Regions from separate parts of the Homo sapiens genome. Here all the other regions are linked to region 4. Evidence: chromatin contacts called from ENCODE Hi-C or POLR2A ChIA-PET data. All regions are on one chromosome and are shown on one strand. The core of a region is the stretch at or near the end of the contact, and the rest is flanking DNA. Distances in the headings are between cores, read along the strand shown.

Evidence for each region. Hi-C counts contacts between places; a loop is a spot of excess contacts on that map. ChIA-PET counts read pairs that join two places held with the same protein, here RNA polymerase II (POLR2A). Pooled maps may share reads with other maps.
Region 1: a pooled map shows a loop between it and region 4 (7-fold over the local background). The contact joins the enhancer-like site here to the promoter of TMEM138 in region 4. A Hi-C loop is called at or near these places in 1 of 168 maps with a recorded cell type or tissue (B cell) and 5 of 50 pooled maps. POLR2A ChIA-PET finds 5 or more read pairs at or near these places in 2 of 52 experiments (WTC11 and activated B cell).
Region 2: a loop to region 4 is called in a pooled map, with 15 times the contacts of the local background. The contact joins the promoter of HNRNPUL2 here to the promoter of TMEM138 in region 4. A Hi-C loop is called at or near these places in 8 of 50 pooled maps. POLR2A ChIA-PET finds 5 or more read pairs at or near these places in 2 of 52 experiments (CD4-positive, alpha-beta memory T cell and OCI-LY7).
Region 3: a loop to region 4 is called in a pooled map, with 5 times the contacts of the local background. The contact joins the promoter of CSKMT here to the promoter of TMEM138 in region 4. A Hi-C loop is called at or near these places in 4 of 50 pooled maps. POLR2A ChIA-PET finds 5 or more read pairs at or near these places in 2 of 52 experiments (OCI-LY7 and activated naive CD4-positive, alpha-beta T cell).

What each region holds. Positions count from the first base shown.
Region 1 is chr11:62,540,821-62,543,520 of GRCh38, reverse strand. All of the region lies in intron 1 of AHNAK (AHNAK nucleoprotein), which reads left to right. Among named protein-coding and RNA genes, the nearest start is that of AHNAK, 4.6 kb to the left of the region's middle. RefSeq lists enhancers at 712-841, 2,352-2,611. Within about 2 kb of position 1,306, at least 37 of the 41 ENCODE cell types and tissues checked have a DNase peak (open chromatin) inside an H3K27ac peak, as active enhancers do; they include B cell, where a contact is called at or near this core.
Region 2 is chr11:62,726,059-62,728,758 of GRCh38, reverse strand. HNRNPUL2 (heterogeneous nuclear ribonucleoprotein U like 2) reads left to right here and starts at 1,302. Exons shown (of 14, transcript NM_001079559.3): 1 at 1,302-2,140. The coding sequence starts at 1,603. TTC9C (tetratricopeptide repeat domain 9C) reads right to left here and starts at 273. Exons shown (of 3, transcript NM_173810.4): 1 at 1-273. HNRNPUL2-BSCL2 (HNRNPUL2-BSCL2 readthrough (NMD candidate)) reads left to right here and starts at 1,375. Exons shown (of 24, transcript NR_037946.1): 1 at 1,375-2,140. RefSeq lists enhancers at 1, 392-591, 842-891 and silencers at 1,152-1,311, 1,482-1,861.
Region 3 is chr11:62,663,970-62,666,698 of GRCh38, reverse strand. It overlaps CSKMT (citrate synthase lysine methyltransferase), which reads right to left and starts at 1,387. Exons shown (of 3, transcript NM_001043229.2): 1 at 1,367-1,387; 2 at 753-1,052; 3 at 1-303. The coding sequence starts at 819. It overlaps LBHD1 (LBH domain containing 1), which reads left to right. Exons shown (of 7, transcript NM_024099.5): 5 at 1,726-1,850. C11orf98 (chromosome 11 open reading frame 98) reads left to right here and starts at 1,489. Exons shown (of 4, transcript NM_001286086.2): 1 at 1,489-1,568; 2 at 1,726-1,850. The coding sequence starts at 1,530. SNORA57 (small nucleolar RNA, H/ACA box 57) reads right to left here and starts at 1,277; the gene lies at 1,129-1,277. RefSeq lists enhancers at 40-139, 160-209, 260-369, 1,040-1,269.
Region 4 is chr11:61,360,991-61,363,690 of GRCh38, reverse strand. It overlaps TMEM138 (transmembrane protein 138), which reads right to left and starts at 1,317. Exons shown (of 5, transcript NM_016464.5): 1 at 1,271-1,317. It overlaps CYB561A3 (cytochrome b561 family member A3), which reads left to right and starts at 1,809. Exons shown (of 7, transcript NM_153611.6): 1 at 1,809-1,958. RefSeq lists enhancers at 1,299-1,788, 1,199-1,920, 2,039-2,258.

The sequences.
Region 1 (2,700 bases), core at 57-2,556, 1.2 Mb before region 4:
GGTCACTGATAGCATTGCAGGTGTCGTCCCACTGTGGCTTTAGGTCCTTGTGACCACCATGTCACAGCTTGTCTCTGAGTGAGATGTGTGTCATTGCCTGTGAGAGAGTATCCCACTGGTTGTGAATGAAGGTCTTCCCCTTGTGGCGTGCCTGGATGTGTCACCTCTGCCTGCGTTGTCATCGGGCTTGGAGGCAGAGGATGGCAGTGGCATTCTGCTCTGGTGGTGGAGGTTTCCTGCGGGCCCGTAGGGGTTGTAGGTAAGGACTGAAGTGAGTTTCTCGGTCCTGGACATGTCCGCACGCGCAGTTTGTGTCCAGAAGCCTTTGGGAGGTTGAGGACAGCCTTGGGGGTGCAGGCCCCAGCTGAGCAGGCTAAGCAAGGCACTGCACACGGCCTGTCAGGGAGGGGCATCCTGCCCGGTCCCCCGGGGGCTGGAGCGGAGGTTCTGGGGGAAGGGGAAGTGCCTGGAGCTGATCCCGTCTACAGCTACGTGTCCTGGCGGGGCTCGGGGGTAGCTCTTCAGCGACAGAGCCGGAGCGGCCTGGCCCCACGCCCCTGCAGTAGCGTGGTCCGACCGCTGGGGGGAGAGCAAGCAGCGCCCTCCCCAGATCCCGGCCTTGGGTGGGGCAGACAGGCAGCTTCCAAACTGTAATCTACCCCACAGGGCAAGACCAAGCGTTCTGCTCCACCCCCTCTCCTATAGGACGCCACCCTCAGAGTTGGTGTCTTAATCCCAGTGGTTCTGGGTAAAGGCCCACTCTTCCCTGCTTCTGTGTCCAGGTGTGGGGACTCCCCACTGGATCATAGGCTGTCCCCAGCCCCCTTTCACAAGGATTGCAGAGTCCCTCCTGGCCAGGGAGGGAAGAGGGAATCTCCCTCGCTGCTGGAAGTGAGAGCTTGGAGCTTCAGGGCTTCCAAGCTCACTGTAGCATGGGATGGGGCTGTGCGTGGCTGGGGTAGAGAGAGATGGAGAAAGGCGTCACAGCAGAGTCAGAAAGCAACCAGCTGGCTGAGGTTGGGGTGTAAGGGCTGCCCTGGAAGTCAGCATGATGTGAGGGGCCAGGGGAAGGGGGTGATGGGGAGGGGAGGGCTGGAATGACAAGGATGGAAAAACTTCCTCCTGGTGGGAGTTGTGGCTGGGCTGGCGCCTCCCTCTCCTAAGGGCAGGGAGCAGGGAGGAGGCCAGGCAGGTGCACACACACAAGGGGAGGTGCAGGCTCAAGGGACACAGGTGCCAGGTAAACAGGCATAGGGACCTGCAGGACAACTGTCTATTGTGAGCCGGTGAAGGCTGGCTGGGGCTGCAGGCTGCCCTGGGCTGTGTAGAGTGGAGAATGGGGCTGAGGGTCTCCGTGTACTAATGGTGTGTATGTGTGTGTGTGTGCTTGTGTGCCTTTCTTTGAAGGTGCCCAAGTTGCATGTGTTTTGCAACATGTTCATCTAATTCTTCCTGGTAATTCCACCTCCCTAACCTGCCCCTCCTCCCTGCACACTGCCCAGAATCAGCTAGGTGGGTTTGTAAAAGTTGTTAATGCCAGCTTAGACTCTGAGATGTCTGCGCACTTCTGCTCCGGTTAGAATGTGGCATAATGTTTTTTCCTAAACAAGCCTGGCAGCTGCATCCTCGGGGGTCCATTCAGAGGGCCAGGCCCTGGAAGGGATGTCACCCTTGTTCCTTTGGAACAAGGGCCTTGGGGGTCAGAGACTCCTGGGCTTGCATTTCAACTCTGTCTCACACTTGGGCAAGTCATCTTATCTCTTGGGCCTGCTTTCACTTCTCTGAAATAAGGATATTAATTCTTTTGACATAGCATCATCATTTGGGAGTTGAATGAGACCCCAGGCATGGGATGTTGCCAACACAGTCCCTGGCACATCAGAGCGCTCTGCAGAATTCTCTTTCTACTTGTGTGTGGGGTTTTTTTTTCTTTCAACATGGAACTTTCTGTTCCTCTTTGCCTCCTGTTGAGTGTTTATGAGAGCAGACCATACTGTCTTCTGGGTGTGTCTCTCTGAATAGCCTCCCTCTCCTCCTGGTTCCGAATGTTGGGGGCTTCCCCTCTGGTAGGGGTCTCTAACTCTGGGCATGAGTCATTTTGTTCCTGGGATGAGGACTGCTTCTCTTTGGCCTTGTGTGTGTGGTGGGTCGATTGGCCTATGTGCGTGCTGCCATGCTGGGCGGAAGTTTCACTGTGGCCGGTACCCTCCCTACCACGGATGGGGTGATTTTCTTCCCCTCGGAGGGTTGCCTCCTGTGTCCCGCCTGTGCTGGGTGGATGCACAGTCATGGGCCCCTGTGGTGTGTATCTTGTCCTCAGGTTTGGTGCATTTGGGCACTGAGGCCTGTGGCCTGTCTCTGGGGGAGTGTGTGTTTCAATTCCTGTCATCTCCACACTGACGCTGGCTGCAGGGCTGTCTCTAGCTGCTGCAGCAGTTGGCCCGGTTTCCATCCTGGCTGTCTTTATACTGGCTCCTCCGGGGAAGGGGCACTGTTCTCCGAGGGCAGTGGAGGAAGGAGGCTCCTCTGGAGGTCACCCCTGGCAGAGGCCATCTGCTGGGGTCAAGAATCTGCTTCCTGGAGTTCTGCGTCTACTTGGCGTTGTCCCCAGTTGCAGGGTATGGGCAGAGCCCTGCTGCTCGGCACATCCTCTTTGCAGTTTTGAAGTGACAGGATGGGCTGTTCTCTTGCTGCTTCTGG
Region 2 (2,700 bases), core at 53-2,552, 1.4 Mb before region 4:
ATTTAAGGAGGCAGGAAATTACCCTTCTTCCTGGAGAGTCCCCCCACAGGGACCTGCGGTTTGCTTGTTTCTACTGAAAGCCCCACCTCTCCTTTCTGCAGTCTTTTTCTCAAGAAGTGCAGGCAAGTAGTAAGGAAAGGGATGTGGGAATAATGAAGCCCAACATTAAGTGACTTCCTAAAGAGGCGATGTGGGGGTGGATGAGACTTTCCGAAGAACTCAAGCAAGGCCCTACTCAGGAATTGTTGCGGGCGTGAGAACGCCTGGGACACTGGCTTCCGCCTTTCTATTGGACCCGCCCCCCCCCGACCTGGAAGTAGAAGGGAGTGGGCGGGACTAGTGCTAAAACTCCAGAGGGCTTCAAGCAATTCTAACTCTTCTTCCTTATTCAACATTTATTTGTTGACGTCAATAAATAAACTGGGAAGCCGAGGTGAACCACCAGCGACACTGAGGTGTCCACATAAGCGTCACAGCTGCAAGCCCACCCGGCGCCGTGACCAGTTCCTCGCCCTCTGCAGATGCCCAAACCTGGAAGTCTCCTGGGCTTCGGTTTACCAGCAGGAGCAAGGAGAGGAAAGGGTCAGAGATGCGTACAGTTTGGTATCTTGAGGGTCGCGCGCATTGCGCCACACCACCCAATCAGAAGAGGCTCCGGAAAAATAATCCCGCAGAAACGACCCCGCCTCCTCAGCGGACCAACCTGGGAAAAAAAAAAAAAAAAAATTCCCCTGGCAGCTTCGCCAATTGGAAAAATCCGGACGATCACGGATGACCAATCGGAACGGCAAATGACGATTCAAGTTGTCCAATAAGAGAAAAAGGGCGGGTTCAAGGGCCTCTGTTGCTGGGTAGAAGTTGAGGCGTTGAGGAAAAAGGAGGGCCCGGATTACAGTATTTCTTCGTTCTGGGGAGCCCTTTTGCTTCCTAGCCAGAAAAACAATTGCTACTAGGCTTACATGTTGCAACACATTCTCTAATGACTTTTTTTTTGTCGTTACTGCTGCAAGCACAGACAGTAGGGAAAAGAGGCTAGCGACCCCTAAAACGCCACAGCAAATGGAAGTCAGACGGAAGTAAGGGTGGTGGGAGGGGCATGGCATCGGGGAGCTCCGGGCGGCTGCGCAGAACTCCCCGGCTGGAAGTACTGAAAGACCGGCGCGCACACGCTTCCGTGCTACGAGGCACTTGAGCTGCAGCCAGCCTTGCCCGTCTTGGACTCCACTGCGGCTGCGCGATAAAAGCACCGGCGGCGATTGGCCCGGGGGCGCCAGAGGGCGGGAGGAAGCGGGAGGAACTCCGTCGTCCTCCGCGCGCGCCTGCCCGCGGCTGGGGAACCAAGGGCCTGGAGGGGAAACAGCTCCCTGCTGCGTTGTTTTGGGCTCCGTGAGCCGAAAGGGGGAGGGGAGACGAAGGAGAAGCAAACACTGCGCAGCGGGACCGTGCGCGGCCTCCGCTCCTGCGTGCGTGCGCTCGCTCGCGCGGGCTCAGTGCTGGCGCGTGAGGCGGAGGCGGGCGGCGGCGGCGGCGCCTGCGCGGTCGGACTCGGTCGACGGTTCGCAGGGGAGGAGGCGGCGGGAGGCGGAGGAGGCGGCGGCGGCGATGGAGGTGAAGCGGCTGAAAGTGACCGAGCTGCGGTCGGAGCTGCAGCGGCGGGGCCTGGACTCGCGCGGCCTCAAGGTGGATCTGGCGCAGCGGCTGCAGGAGGCGCTGGACGCCGAGATGCTCGAGGACGAGGCCGGCGGCGGCGGGGCCGGGCCCGGCGGGGCCTGCAAGGCGGAGCCTCGGCCTGTGGCCGCGTCGGGCGGCGGCCCGGGCGGGGACGAGGAGGAGGACGAAGAGGAGGAGGAGGAGGACGAGGAGGCGCTGCTTGAGGACGAGGACGAGGAGCCACCCCCTGCTCAAGCCTTGGGTCAGGCCGCGCAGCCGCCGCCGGAGCCCCCGGAGGCGGCAGCCATGGAGGCCGCGGCCGAGCCAGATGCTTCCGAGAAGCCGGCGGAGGCCACGGCCGGGTCAGGCGGGGTAAATGGTGGCGAAGAGCAGGGCCTCGGCAAGAGGGAGGAAGACGAACCCGAGGAGCGGAGCGGGGACGAGACGCCGGGATCCGAGGTGCCGGGTGACAAGGCCGCCGAGGAACAGGGTGAGGAGCTGGCAGCCGAGCCCGGCTCCAACCTGCCGGCTGCGCCCCTGATCTAGCACCCCGCCCTGCACCGCAGGGTCCGAGTCCTTGTTCTCGCTTGCCTCAAAGTGCCATTTGATGGAACTCCTTTCATTCTCTACCCACCTTTCTGAGGGGTTAGGCCGCCTCTCGTGGCCCTACTCTTTGCAGGAGGAAGGTTCCTGCCTAACTTGGTTCCTTGGTGATAGTGGATGGCAGTGAGTGATTTTGCATGCGAACTACTTGTGAGCTACCTGTGGAACAGTCTCCCACGGTGCTTGTTATATTTTTCTTAGCTGAGAAAGTGCTAAGCAATTGGGGATTACACGGAGAACTAGGCCCACAGTTAGAGGGTCAGGTCTTTGGGCTACCTGACCTAACTTTTTCGCCGTAAAAATGTTAAGCAAAAATCGAAGTCCGTCAAAGTCCGTTCCATTAAAAGCATGTTACCAGAGCTTGAGCCACAGAGAATCTGAAAATCCAACCTTGCTCCTCTTTGAGCTGTAAGGGAGAGCCTCTAGTGTAACAGTGTCGAGTTTAAT
Region 3 (2,729 bases), core at 138-2,637, 1.3 Mb before region 4:
GGCCACCCTCCAGGAGGCTATTCATGTGGGCCACAGCCACAGGAGAAAAGTCCACCCCCAGCACATCCACTGGGTGTGGAGATTTGGTGTAGAGGCCTGTACATAGGCTGGAAGTCCCACAGCCCACATCCAGCACTCGCAGAGGACTGGCAGCCTGTGCCTCCTGCAGCAATGGCAGTAGGAGCCCCTGGACTTCGTCGTATCCAAAGAACCAGTCGAAGGTGGGGACAGTGCCCAAACGAGGCTGGGCATGCAGCCGATCCCAGAGACAGCGGTCCGCCAGGCAACTATCAGCCAGTGAGCCTGTGGGCACGGTTGGAGGGTGTCACTTGGTCTATGTCGCCACTGCAAAAACGTCGTATATACACACTGGCGTCTTTTTTTTTTTTGAGACAGGGTCTCACTCTGTGACCCAGGGTTGAGTACAGTAGCACAATGATGGCTCACTGAAGCCTCCACCTCAGCCTCCTGAGTAGCTAGGACTATAGGCGCCATCGTGCCCGGTTAATTTTTTTTGTAGACAGGGTCTCGCTATGTTGCCCTAGGTTGGTCTCGAACTCCTGGGCCAAGCGATCTGCCCGCCTCGGCCTGGCAAAGTGTTAGCATTACAGCCGTGAGCCACCACGCACGGCCCACCGTAGGGTTTGAGAATCACAATTTCAGGGACTACACTCCTGACTCACGAGGAACCCACCTTACCCTCCCCACTCTGCCCCCACCTTGCCCTCTCCACTCTGCCCCCACCTCCCTACCCGCAAAGGGGCGGCACGTCCCCATCATCAGGCTCGGCAAGTGGAGCATTCGACGCAGCGCGGCCATCTGGAGATTCGGGTAAGTTCGACCAGAGAAGCTTATGTGAAGCGTCCACCCTACTCCAGCCGGAGAGGCCTGAGGTCCAGGGGAAGATCTGCAAATTCCGCGTAGCGAAAGGCGGCGTACAGCTTCCCCGAACTCTGCAGTCCCGGAAAAAAGAACGCGGACACAGACTATGGTAGGAACGGCCTTTATTGGCTGCAGCGGGAAGTGGAGGAGGGTATACAGCGTCCGCAGACCTGAAATCAAATGAGAAAGTGTGAGCACCCCGATGGAGGAGCCAGCTGGATCTCGGTTGTCCTTCTCCGAGATTCCCGGTGTCCCGGCGTTTGAGGATAGAACCAGCGGATGGGAAGCCGCCAGCACCGAAGACATGACGCCGAGGGGGCCAGAGCCCTTTCCCTCTTCCTCCGTACATTACGGGGAGCGGCACCACAAGCCCGATCCCCGCCAAGAAAAGGAGGGTCCTGAGACCCCGCCCAGAGCCTTCCACCCGGCACCCCCACCACTCCCGGCCGCCCAATCTGGCTACTACAGCTAAAACCACACTTACTAGCTCACCACCCTCCGAAAGGCCTCCCGCACCGCGGAGCTCCTTTATATAGCCCGAGGACCCGCCCCCGAGTTGCGATTGGCCCGCGGAAGGCCGGGGCGGAGCCCCGCGGATCCGGCGCTGAGCGGAAGTACGGACCGTGAACTGGAGTGGAATCGCGACTATGGGAGCTCCGGGGGGAAAGATCAACCGGCCCCGAACGGTGACTGTGTGGGGGCCGCGACTTTGTTTCCTCAAGCGTTCCTGAGCCCTTTTATCTCGCACGAGATGGGATCAGTGAGGGGCCGGGGCTGCCTGGTGGAGGGGCCCCGGGTCGCGGCGAGCCCACTCCATCTGATTCGCATCTTTCTCCCCGGCAGGAGCTGAAGAAGAAGCTGTTCAAACGCCGGCGGGTGTTGAATCGGGAGCGGCGTCTGAGGCACCGGGTGGTCGGGGCTGTGATAGACCAAGGGCTGATCACGCGGCACCACCTCAAGAAGCGGGCGTAAGTACTAGACCCTCTTCCTGTTGGTCGTCCCCACCGAGTCTTCCTTCCTCCCTGCAGAGCTCCGGAGCAGCTTCACCTCTCAGCTCACCTTGTGCACTGACGCTTATGCGGGGAATGTCTGTCGGCTGTTAGTTCCTAAGCTCTGATAGCCTCTCACAATACCTGTAGCAGACAACCTTTCTTTGGGTTTTGGATTCTGTTAAGAATCTCAGGAAAGCCGGGGATGGTGGCTCATACCTGTAATCCCAGCACTTTGGGGGGCTGAGGTGGGCGGATCACCTGAGGTCGGGAGTTCGAGACCAGCCTGACCAACATGGTGAAACCCCGTTTTTGCTAAAAATACAAAAATTAGCCAGGCGTTGTGGCCGGCACCTGTAGTCCCAGCTACACGGGAGGCTGAGGCAGGAGAATTGCTTGAACCTGGGAGGCGGAGGTTGCAGTGAGCCGAGATCACGCCACTGCACTCCAGCCTGGGCCACAGAGTGAGACTCCGTCTCAAAAAAAAAAAAAAAAAAAAAAGAATATCAGGAAATCTGTTGGCTCTCCATTCTCCAAGTAATGTTATACATTCACACAGATTTTTATAAGTAAACTTATTTTTACATACAGAAAAGTGCACACATAGGCGCATAAAACTCGAAGAATTTTCCCAAAGGCACTCATAGGATTTCACTTGTAAGTTTCAAGGCCTCCTGTGTCTTGAGGAAGAGTTCCCATCCCATTAATTACTTTCTGTGTCCTTTTTTTTTTTTTTTTTTTTTTTCCTCTTTTTTGAGACAGAGTCTCCCTCTGTTGCCCAGGCTGGAGTGAAGTGGCATGATCTCGGCTCACTGCAACCCCTGCCTCCTGGGTTTAAGCTATTCTCTTGCCTCAGCC
Region 4 (2,700 bases), core at 68-2,567:
CTAGGCAGGAAAAATGCCAGCAAAGAAGTGTGAAGTGCCCTAGGCAGAAAAAGCAGAGAGGAAACAGGGGTCTCCTGGAAAGCTTTATCTTTAGGGTTATGGTTGCAACACAGTGGCAGTTGTTTCTTTTCATCTATTCCAAGACCCACAAGTTGCTCTGGGGGTGTCCTATGACCCGCTGCTGTGCCAAATCTATAAAGAAATTTCAAAATGCTCTGGAGTGTTAGCGATTAAATTAGCATCGGTAAAATGTTTTGCAATTTATAAGCTCTTTTCATATTTCTAACCTTACGTAATCCTACAACCATCTTGAGAAGTAGCCATTACAATGTATATTATCCCCATTTTACACAGAGGCTCCGGAAGGTTAAGGCACCTCCTCCACCTCAGCTGGTGAAGTCCCACCTTATTGGACATATGTTCGCGGTTTCCTCATTCATTAAATTTTAGAGAGAGAGAGAGTGTCTCGCTCTGTCGCCAGGCTGGAGTGCAGTGGCATGATCTTGGCTCACTGCAACCTCCGCCTCTCGGGTTCAAGCGATTCTCCTGCCTCAGCCTCCCAAGTAGCTGGGACTACAGGTGCGTGCCACCACGCCTGGCTAATTTTTTGTATTTTTAGTAGAGACGGGGTTTCACCATGTTAGCCAGGATGGTCTCGATCTCCTGACCTCGTGATCCTCCCGCCTCGGCCTCCCAAAGTGCTGGGATTACAGGCGTGAGCCACTGCGCCCGGCCGCATTAAATAACACTGATAGCTACTACCTAGGTACTCACACCACGATAAACTTGTCAACCAAGATCGTTTCCTTTAATCCTCCCTACAAGTCTGCAAGGTGGGAATTATTCCTATTCTACAGGAAAGGACACAGAAGTCAGAGCTCAAGGCATTCCTCCAGGTCTCAAGTCAGCAGAACCCGGCTTCATAACTGTGACGCCAAACCCGTGCTCTTAACCACTACTCATAGGCCACCATCCAGGGCTGTTTTGAGGATCCGTTATGCAGAAACGCCCATGCCTGTCTCTACGTACGACGATCCCCTCCAGTTTAGGGCAGTGGAGACTCACAAGCTCATGAAGCTCTTTAATTCGTCCACCGCTACCTGCCGCCTTCCCTTTGTACCTAGGGCAGTATTCCTCACGCTTCCCAATCCACTTAAAAACGAGGCTTCCTTGGCAAACAACAACAAAGCATAAAACCCAAGCCCAAAACAACAGCACCAAAAATTCTGACTTCTGGTCACTTAACCCACTCCTCGTCAATCACTCTCACCTCCAAACTCCAACGTCGGTTGTCATGCGGACATCGTCCCGGCTTCCGGAAGCCGGCTTTAAATTCCGGAAGTAAATGGAGGAGGCGGGCCCCGTCTGCGCCGTGCGGCCTGCTAGTCCCCGGCTTTCTCTTCCCGCTCTATGGCCAGTCTGGCCGCCATGTTGGAGCTTTCGCTGTTCGGGGCCCGGCCTGCTCCGGGCCCTCCCAGCGTCGCCGCTAGCTGACTTAGGGCTCCCGCCCACACTGCGCACGGCCTTGCTGAGGGCCGGCTCGTAGTGGGAGGCTTCGCGTTCACCTGAACATTTCCGCCTCCTCTGGATGGGGGATGAGAGGCGGGGCTGATGCATCGCAGCAGTCCTGGACCCTGACTTCGGACTTGGAGAAGAAACGCCGAGGAGGAACGGGAGTTAGGGGGTTAGCAGCTTGGCGCGCTGGGAGCCGGCCACCCCTGGTCTCCGGACTTCACTTCCCAGGAGGCCTCGCGCGCGACTGGAAGTGCTGCGAGCCTATAAGAAGGCGAGGCGGCACCCGCCGCTCTGCTCTGGGGCGGCATTGCCAGCCGGCTGTAGGCATTCAGGGCAGTGTCTTCTGCATCTCCTAGGAACCTCGGGAGCGGCAGCTCCGGCGCCTGGTAGCGAGAGGCGGGTTCCGGAGATCCCGGCCTCACTTCGTCCCACTGTGGTTAGGGGTGAGAAGGATCCCGGGGCTGGGAGTTCAGGGACCTGGGTTCGAATGCTGGTTCCGCTGCTATCTCGCTTCGCACTGTCGCGATCCCCTTGCTCGGCCTCAATTTTCTCTTTTAGAAAGTGGGCACCTTTCTCCGCGCTCTTCCTTCCAACGCGGTGGTTATAAAGGCACGAAAGCTCTTCAGAGGACGCAGAAAGCACCTGGAGCTCCTCACCCCAATTTTCACCCATTGTTAGCTGGCACGAGCACCCAGCAGAGGAGTCAGGGATCACCCCTCGGGTGCCTGGAACGGTTCTTTGGACACCTGAGCCGGACCTAGGCACAGCCTGAAGTCGGGGTCTATAATTATTCCGGTGCTAAGGGGTAACTTGTTCACCTACCTCCTTGGCAGGAATATTGAGCCCTTCACTCCTCATGTTCCGACTTTAACAGAAGCTACCTTTGAGAATAAGGAATCCTCAGAGCTGAGAGGGAGTGGACCCGAATTCCTGTACCAGCTCGGCCACTTACCTTGGCTAAGTCATTTTCTTGTTTTGGGCCCCAGTGTCACAGTGTTTTTGATTTGTAAGATGAGGGTTTAGGGCTTGTATCCTAAATCTGGTCCTCAAGATTCTTGAAGTCCCCCAGTCCATCGGGGAGGGAGAGCAACAAACTGATTTTCTACCCCTTCATTTATTTGTAGTTCTAAATTATAAAAGTAACACTGCAAGAGTTTGGAGTAGAGCCTTTTTCTTTTTCTTTCT